Linked DNA regions of Homo sapiens: region 1 is linked to region 2. A link is a contact called in ENCODE Hi-C data. All regions are on one chromosome and are shown on one strand. Each heading gives the region's core, a stretch centred on a gene start or an enhancer-like site at or near the end of the contact. The rest is flanking DNA. Distances are from core to core; before and after follow the strand shown. Region 1 overlaps TBXAS1 (thromboxane A synthase 1). Region 2 holds the start of MTPN (myotrophin).

Region 1 (4,362 bases), core at 1,745-4,244, 3.9 Mb before region 2:
AGAGATAGTGTTATACCTCAGTGGTTGTAATGTGAGTACAGAGAGCCAACTTGTTTATGCCAACTAGTCTGCAAAAATATTAATATCAAAAAGAGGACCACGGTCACAAAGACTAGGTACCACTGTTACAAACGTTGTTTCTAATTCTCACACAACCAGGCACAGATGAGGACAGCCATCGTGCAACTTGTCCCCTTCCCACCTGGAGACGTGAAAGACCTGGCACTGTCCCCTCATTATATTATAATCAACTGAGACTCAAGAATTCTGTCACTTGTATAACCCCAAATTCTATACTTGAGGCCATTGTCAATTTATATCTATTGCTATCTGGCTGTACAAAGATTTGAACCAAATAGGGCTTATATTTTGGTGGTTTGAAATAGTAAAGGTGTCCCTTTTACTAAAAATAGAGTATAAAAAAATTAAAATGTAAAAAAAAAATACCAAAAATGAAAACAGTAGTGGTCTTACTCTTCTACATGTCAGTTTTCATTCATTCCCTCTGCTGGTAGAAGGTGGCCATAGATTTGACATCATCTTCGCTCTCTCTGTGGGAGAGTGTGACTGGCCTGAGAGAATGGCCTCCGGGTGAGGTTGTGAGATGTGTCCACAGCTCGAGGGGTCAGCTCAGGGGCATGTGGTGGCTAAAAACAAATTTGGGCTCTATCTGCCTAGTCAGCTTCAGCTGCTGGAAAGGGGCCTCTTCTAATTATGGCAGTCCTGCCTGACGGAGTTCCAGCATTTTATCCACTGGGGAGGAGGAGGAAGCCAGGCGCTTGGAACTGTGCTTCTATCAGCCCCAAAGCTGACAGTGAGGGCCCCTCCTGAGCGGGGAAGGGAATCTGGGGGCTTGTTAACTCTTATCTTTGCAGGAAACTCTCCAACAGATCTCAGCAGAGTTTCTGGCCAGAAGCAGTGTTCAAGAAGGACAAGGGTGTTCCTGATATTGCACTTGACATGCTTGGCTGCGAGAATAAATTTTCCTGAGGGGGCCTAAGAGGGGCTTGTTCCTTGTACCTGAAGCTCCAAGTGGCTCTATGGGACGCTGGTGGGACTCCGTGGCTCCCTGTGGCTGCCAACGGTCACGTGAACTGGGCACCAAACAGACCTTAGGGATTAGCTAGTCTAATGTATTTTACACAGGAGGAAATTGAGAATCAGGAGGTTAAAGGATTGTCTGAAGGCCACACAACTAATAAGAGGTAGCAAATCTGGAATCTGATTTCATTTCTTTAAACTAAAATCAAAGACATTTCACCATACTACTGAGCTATGGCTTAGAAGAGGGAAAATGGGAAGAAGAAAGGGAATGTCATAAGAAGGAGATTGGGGCGGAGAAAGACAGGGAGGATCAGGACTTAGTCACTTGATTTCCATGGAATGTTCTGGAATATATCCATTGAGAGATAAGAATTGATTTTATGGTTTATTTCTCTATTCTCATGCCTAAATTGTAGATATTAATCTCCTGGTTTACACACTTATTTCTACTTCTGCCACGACAAAAGTTAGGGAAATATGGCATAAATATCAGAGCAAGCTTTTACTAATTTCTTTTTGTTAAAAAAATATATAAAGATAGCTTCCTGCTGAACCAAGAGTCTAGTAAGACACAAAAATATGAAATCATTTTCAACAAGGTCTTGAAATTTTAGAAAAATCTCTGCAAGGCAGAGAGAAGTACATTTGAGCATTGAGAATCAACACCACTTAACACTATTCCTGTGTTCCCAAGGCATCACAAGACACTCAGTACTTTTAAAGATGTTAGAATTAAAACTTAGCTACCATGTTGGAAACGAAGCTCAGTGTGTTGTACTGATTAAATGTAATGCCATGGATCTGGCTTTTCTAGGACTTAGCCATGTCCAGACATTAGAAAAGCAGGTGAAATGGGAGACCTGCAGGGGACAGGCATCCCATTGCGACTGTCACCTGGGAATTCCAATGGGGCAGCCCATCCTGCAACAGGAAGCTTCCAGTTCAGATTGGAGGGTTTCCTATGCACAGCAAAGACCTTTCGCCATACCACTGGGCTATGGCTTAGAAGAGGGGGAAATTAAAAGAAGAAAGTGGGTGTTATAAGAAGAAGATTGCGGCAGAGAAGGAGACGGAGGTCACATAAAACAAAGAGGCCTCAAAATAGAGACGGGGGCAGGCAAATGAGGTTGCACACCTGTGTTTCTGGTTTCACTGCCCTCTGTAGTCTGTTTGTGCTTTCAGGAAGAACTTCTCCCTTGCTCAGAGCTGTAGACCCGTAATGTGAGTTGACCTTTCTCAAGAAATGCACAGCTAAAAAAAGTTGGCAAGGTTTGACTGAAGCCATGAGAGCTTCCCTAGGTCATGCATGGCAACCACTCTCACAAGTAAAATCTTGATGCACATGTTTGAACATCTGAGTGTCTTCATTTACTCAATGTTTGATTTAAGAGAAAGAGAACCAGGAACTCCAGGTGAACAGTTTTCAAAAACTGTCAGTGGTTACAGGTGTAGGAATGAGTTCAAGGGGGGCGGTTTTATGGCAAGTCTGCCAAGGGCCCCTCTCTCCTCAATGGATGCCAGCAGGCGGGTCCCTGTGGCCCCCGCACAAGGGCGTCTGACTCACCTGTAGCCCTGAATTGAGCTTTCCTTGCCAATTAGCTCTGCAATGAGCCAACATACTCTTTTCTTCCTTCGATAGGAGGCTGCTGCAGATACAGAGGACAGGAAGGTTTCCAGTGACTAATTTGCCTATAACTTTAGTCATCTTCACCAATGCCAAGGAGTTTGTGGTTTCACAGTGACTCATCCTGCAATGTTCACAGCTGTGTGGAGAGCGAGTGAAGCAGCCCCTGAGAGGCTGAACCTGGGGCAGCCAGGGTGCCGGGTATTGATGGTTCGGGATAAAACCACCCACCACGTCCATCACATGGCTTTGGACGTGACTCTTGTGTGTCAGTGGTGTGGCTCGACCTGTGCCTGGAGAGGTGACCTCTGTGTTGCTCATGAGGACCTGAGAGATGGCACTCCATACTGCCACTCCAGACCAGAACCCACATCTCCAAAGCACTAGGCTTAGTGTTTTGACACATCCCTGACATGCCTATCTGACCAGACCAAGCTAACATGGGCCAAAGACTGGCTTACCTCTTATCACCCTTCCCACAGCTCCCTAACTCTAGGCCTTGATAGGAGGCCAAGAACAAGAAGTTCTGCCTCTGGTTGTGACCATTTCTGCTGAGTCATGTGGACTCAGCTCCATTTTCCACAGATATTTAAAAAAGAGCTGCCCTATGGTTTCATTAGGTACCGTACCTGACAGCAAAGAAGAGCTCATTGAAAATATCTAAATAGAAACATCCGAGTCCTGATGTACCAGGACGACTGAGCTTCTATAAGTGCCAAGAAGATTGATTTGGGTTTAATGATAAGCTGTGGTTGCACCATCATGGAGCAGTTTCAGGAAGCACTGAGGACATTGATAGAGACCTACAAGGTCCACGTGGAAAATGAGCAAGATGAAGCAGAGACATTGCACAGACTCCAGAGGCCCAAAAACTGTGAATGGGAAAGCATGACATTAAGAACTGCCGCTCCGGATCCAACCCACAGTCTGCTCCAGCCAGTGTTCTGGAGTTTGGAAAAGAATATTTCACAGGATGATATTTGAATTCACACATTTGTTCAATGTTGTTGTATGTCAGGGAGCTCCCTGTTGCATCACCCCCACCTCCAGTGAATATGCTCTATGGATCCCTCATGGGATGCTTACGGCTCATGTCAAATTTCAGAGCTAAATCCAGCTTCCCAAATCAGGGCCCTTCTCCACCAGGCTGTCCAGGGACAAAACTCAACGTAACTCAAGCCTGAATTTGTGAGCAGACATGGGCTCTCCCTGTTGGAGAATGAGAGCATGCATTATTTAAATTCCTTTTCACTTAATTTATCAAACTAATATGCCGAGGTATTTTCTGTATCACAAGGGACCGTTTGGTAGCAGCCTGCATGGAGTAAGCATTTAATGTTTACCGAGTGAATGTATAATAAAGCTGAATTGCTGAACGCTTAAGTAAACATGGCCTATTAGAGGGAAGGCAACGTGGTGTCAGTAAGGAGAAATCACGTCTCACTAATCTCCTTGAGTTCTTTGAGCAGATAAATAAGCATATGGATAAGAGGGAACCACAGAACCCAATTTAATTTGACTTTCAAAAACCTGTGAGAAAATCCCACTTTAAAGACTGTTTTTTAAAAAATTGAGTCACTAAGGGTTGTTTTACCATCGATATGGAATTGGCTTAAAGACCATAAACAAAGCTACACATAAGTGGATGCATTCCCAGATGGAAAACTATAAACACTGGGATTTCCTGGAGATCT
Region 2 (4,434 bases), core at 1,389-3,888:
GTTTAACACCATGAATACTTACCAAAATAGGTAAACAAAAAAGATAATTAAAATACTTGTGACATGTGCTGTAAATGGGGGAAAAGCTGGGCCCTGTAAGTAATTGAAGGACCTATTTAAAGTGGGTGGTCTGGGAGGTCTCTCTGAAGGTTTGCATTGAAACCTCAAAAGTCAGATGGAGTGAACAAGACTTAGATGAAGAACATTCCAGAGAAGAAACAAGAAGCATAAAGGCCTTAGGGTGGAATGAGCTTGGTTTAGCTTGAAACTGACAGAAGACAAGATATTTCAAAATCAAAGAAACAATGGGGGTGGCAAGGGACTGTCATGAGATAGGAGATACTATCACCTACCATCAGCAGTCAGTGCACAGAAGGCCCTGAAGGCCATATCAAGTAGTTAGGATTTTAACCTACCTGCAATAGGAAGCCTTTGAAAGGCCTTAGGACAACAAGTGCATGTTTAAGTTTTAAAAGAGTAACTCCCAAAGTGGGGAATTATCTAGAAAAGGATGAGTGAAAATAGGACACCAACAGGGAGGCTATCATAGCACATAGCATCATAGCAGTGTAGACAGAGATGACAGTGACAGGGATGGGGGATATGTGAGGGTGCAGGGAGTAGTAATAGTGAAGATGGCAAGAAATGAACAAATTTAAGACATATTTTGAAATATTTACTGATGGATTGAATAAGAGAAAAGTTGAGAATGGGAAGAGTGATTATGACTCCCATGTTTCTGGTTTTAGTGATAGGGTGGTTGGCAGCGCCATTTACAGAGATATGTGGGGGACAACTAGGTTTAACATCTACAGGAGACCAGATCCTATTCTGGACATGTTAAGTTTGAGAAATCCAAATGAGTAAGAAGTTAAATATAAGAATAGATCACATAGGAAAAGTCTAGTTAAAGATTTTTTTTTTAGATGATCTTGCTCTGTCACCCAGGCTGGAATGCAGTGGTGCCATCATAGCTTACTGTGGCCTCAAACTCCAGGGCTCAAGTAATCCTCCTGCCTCAGCTTCCCAAGTAGCTGGGAAGGCAGAAGTCCGCCACTGTACCCAACTAATTTTTTTAATCTTTGTGTTTTGTAGAGATGGTGTCTCATTTTGTTGCCCTGGCTGGTCTCCAACTCCTGGCTTCAAGCGATCTTCCAGCCTTGTCCTCCCAAGGTGCTAGGATTACAGGCATGAGCCACTGCACCCGGCCAAAGATATAAATCAAGAGCTCTCAGCATGATGTAACTCAGAAATCACACAGGTGGGAGTGTGTTGGAGAAGAGATGGAGATTCTAGGACTTGCCTAACAAATTCCCCCTTGAGATTTGTTTCCAGAAATCGTATCACTATTGGGTATGTGGATTTGTATTTCTAATTATCAGGGAGTAAAATTAACAAATGACAATCTAGGTAGATGTTAATATTTGGAGGGATTTCTTCTGATTTGAAACCCATTTGCTATTCTACTCTAAATGATAGCAAAAAAAAAAAAAATACATTTCCAAACACTATTGACATCCCCATTTTACACAAGTGGAAAACTGAAGCAGAAGGGGGTTCAGTAACTTGCCCAAGAAGACACAAAATTAGCAAGAAGTGGGACCTGTATCGCAAACTAAACAATTTGGCTCCAGAGTCTGTTTGGAACCCCTACACTGTACGGCAATGGTGGTAAAGTAGCTTAGTTAATGTGTTTAGTGGGTTACAAATAATAGATTATATATATGAGTTTTATATATAGTAATAGTTATATATGTATATATATTATACGTATATTTCTAGCTCCAATAAGAGCTTTTATTGGATCTATGTTCATGTGCGCATGCCTGGATCATTAGGGTTGTGAGGAACAATTCAAGTGGTAGCTATGCACTATGGCATTACAACTAAACCCTAGGAAGAACAGAACTGACTTCACCAGAACAGTCCTGAAGTTTCAAACCATTAAAAACAAACAGTAAATTTAAAAAACGCAAATTGTACTAGACAGTTTGGTTTGCTCCACTTTACGGCATCAAACTGAATGCCTGGACGTCATTTGCTGGTCAGGAAGATGAGTTAATTTTTTTTTTCCTGCCACACACTTAAGTTTTTTGCTCCAGGGAACATTATACATAGTGTTAACACACTCAATTTACATTGTAGTTTTAGTGTTGAAGATTTCCTGGAGGGCAGGAATAGCGTTATTCCATCGTTTTTAGCCCAGTCAGACTGGATGACGGAGAGAGGGAGGGGTGAAAAGGAGGGAGGGAAGGGGAAAAGGCAAGGAAGAAGGAATTCAAATTAAACACTCTTCCTATACATTTTTAGAAGCTGAGCAAGATGCCCTCCAAGATTATGTTTTTTAAAAAGTAAAGTTTTTCCCATTAATGGTGGTGCAGAAGCGTCCTAATCCCATCGAAAGTACTCTCACTCTTCCTCCATTCGCTGTCTTGACCTCCCCCGGGCCTCCTTCATTCTGCCTCCCAGTCCCGCCCACTTGTCGCCGGCTCCTACCCTCCACTCTAGCCTTCCCGGCAGCCTGTACATTGCGCATGCGCACTAGTGGCGTTCGCGCCGCGGACCCAGAGAGAGGCGTTCCGCGGAGGAGAAGAGGAAGAGGAAGTTGGGGGAGGGTCCTAGCGGGGAGTGAACCGGAAGTGTAAAGGTTCCTGCCTCTCCTCGGCCAGGCGGAACCTCTCTGCTGGGCCCGGTGGCCGCAAAAGAACTTTCTTTCTCCCGCCCGAACGGTCGCCGCGGCCAACTGCCTCGCCCGCCTGGCAGCCTAACCCTCCTTCTCTTCTTCTCCTCTCCGGCTTCGCGCGGCCCTGCCTCCCTCTCGCCCGGCGGCATCCGCTTGCTGCTGCCACCGCCTCCTCATCTTCTGCCCGGCCAACCGGCCTGCCCCGCTGCAGTGATGTGCGACAAGGAGTTCATGTGGGCCCTGAAAAACGGAGACTTGGATGAGGTGAAAGACTATGTGGCCAAGGTAAGCGGGGATGAGAAGAGTAGGCGAGAACACGGAGGTGGGCTGGAGATGAGGCTGAGGAAGCTGATGGGAGCTGGACTGCGGGGATGGGGGTGGGCGGGAGGAGAGACTTCCTGGGTGGAGGCGGCACCAAGGAGAGAGGGGCGTCTAGGGAGGAGCTAAACTGAAAGAAGGGTCCAGGTAACTTGGTAGCGTTCTGTGTCAGGTAACTGCTGCGTTAATACAGTTAGGCGCTACCTGACTTCCTGGCCTCTTGGGGGAGGGGAGGAGTGGTGTCTGGCTCATCCAGAGTTTCTTCTGCGCACTGATCATTTGAGTTTGGCCCTCTTCTACACCAAAGTTACTTAAACCTTTCTTTGAATGAGGTAATTCTCCATCTTGGACTTACCCATTACTAAATGAAGTAACCTAAGTAATTAGGATCAGAGGAACATGTTTTTTAACTCTCGGCCTGGTGTGAAGTTGAAGAATTCATTGACCGTGAAAAGAGTACCGAAAATAGAAATAGTTAAAATTCTGAAACTGAGTATCACTTCACTGTGGTGTCTTAACTTTGGGTGTGGCCTTTTTCCTTTCCCCCACCACAACAAATACATATTTGCTTCAAGTGGTAAGGTTGTCAACTGGCATCTGGGAATGTTTAAGGTATCTGAATAGTTTTTAAACAAGCATGTTAACTTCAGTTATTCCATTCTTCTCCCTGATTTCACCTGAAATGCTTACATGTGTAGTAAATAGCAATGCAGTTTAGTGGCAGTGTATTTGGGGGGTAAAATCATGATGAAGAAAGACAAACTCAAACCTCAGCCCCAAATATAAAACTGAATCGACATTGTGGCAGAGTGGGAAACTTAAAATTCCAAGCTAGCCTGTCTTTCCATCCTGAAACTGTGCCTTTGTAATTATGAGAGAACTTAACATGTGATTTTAATTTAGTGATAATCTAAAATGAATCTTCCAAAACAAGTATAATTTTATGACAACCACGGATGGCATCTTGCTCACCTTCTAAAAGTGTGAGAACCCAGTCTAGATTTTAACTCTTCAAAGAATAGGACCTGACCTGGGTTTTTGCTTCAGAGGCTGTGTTAGGAAGCAAGTAAGCGAAGCAGTTTCTTAAAACTTACAGGATTGTGCAAGGCAAACTGCTGAAGGTTTTTACTTTATTTAATGCCATTACAATTTAGACTTTTTGGATGCTGCTTACCTGCTTAGTTTTTTGCAGTGGAGTTTTAGGACAGGCTGTCTTCTCGTCACTGCCTTCTCAGCTGGTAGCCAACTGAAACTTGACTTATTGGCTATTTCAATATAAAGCTAAAAGGTAGAAATTATTTGGTACACTTACCAGTGGTGGGACACTGCAATACTCTGGAAGTAAGTGGGCTTTTGTTTTCCTGTCATGGTGGAACCTAGGTTGTTTGATATACTTGAAATACAAAAAGTTGATTAAGTACTAACTGAACTTA

What was found. A loop is a pair of places that touch in the nucleus more often than their neighbours do. Pooled maps may share reads with other maps.
Region 1: a loop to region 2 is called in a map with no recorded cell type, with 16 times the contacts of the local background. The contact joins the enhancer-like site here to the promoter of MTPN in region 2. A Hi-C loop is called at or near these places in 2 of 37 single-sample maps with no recorded cell type and 2 of 50 pooled maps.

The regions. Positions count from the first base shown.
Region 1 is chr7:139,915,048-139,919,409 of GRCh38, reverse strand. All of the region lies in intron 4 of TBXAS1 (thromboxane A synthase 1), which reads right to left. Among named protein-coding and RNA genes, the nearest start is that of TBXAS1, 88 kb to the right of the region's middle. RefSeq lists enhancers at 2,203-2,502, 2,405-3,604. Within about 2 kb of position 2,994, at least 22 of the 41 ENCODE cell types and tissues checked have a DNase peak (open chromatin) inside an H3K27ac peak, as active enhancers do.
Region 2 is chr7:135,975,563-135,979,996 of GRCh38, reverse strand. MTPN (myotrophin) reads left to right here and starts at 2,638. Exons shown (of 4, transcript NM_145808.4): 1 at 2,638-2,968. The coding sequence starts at 2,897.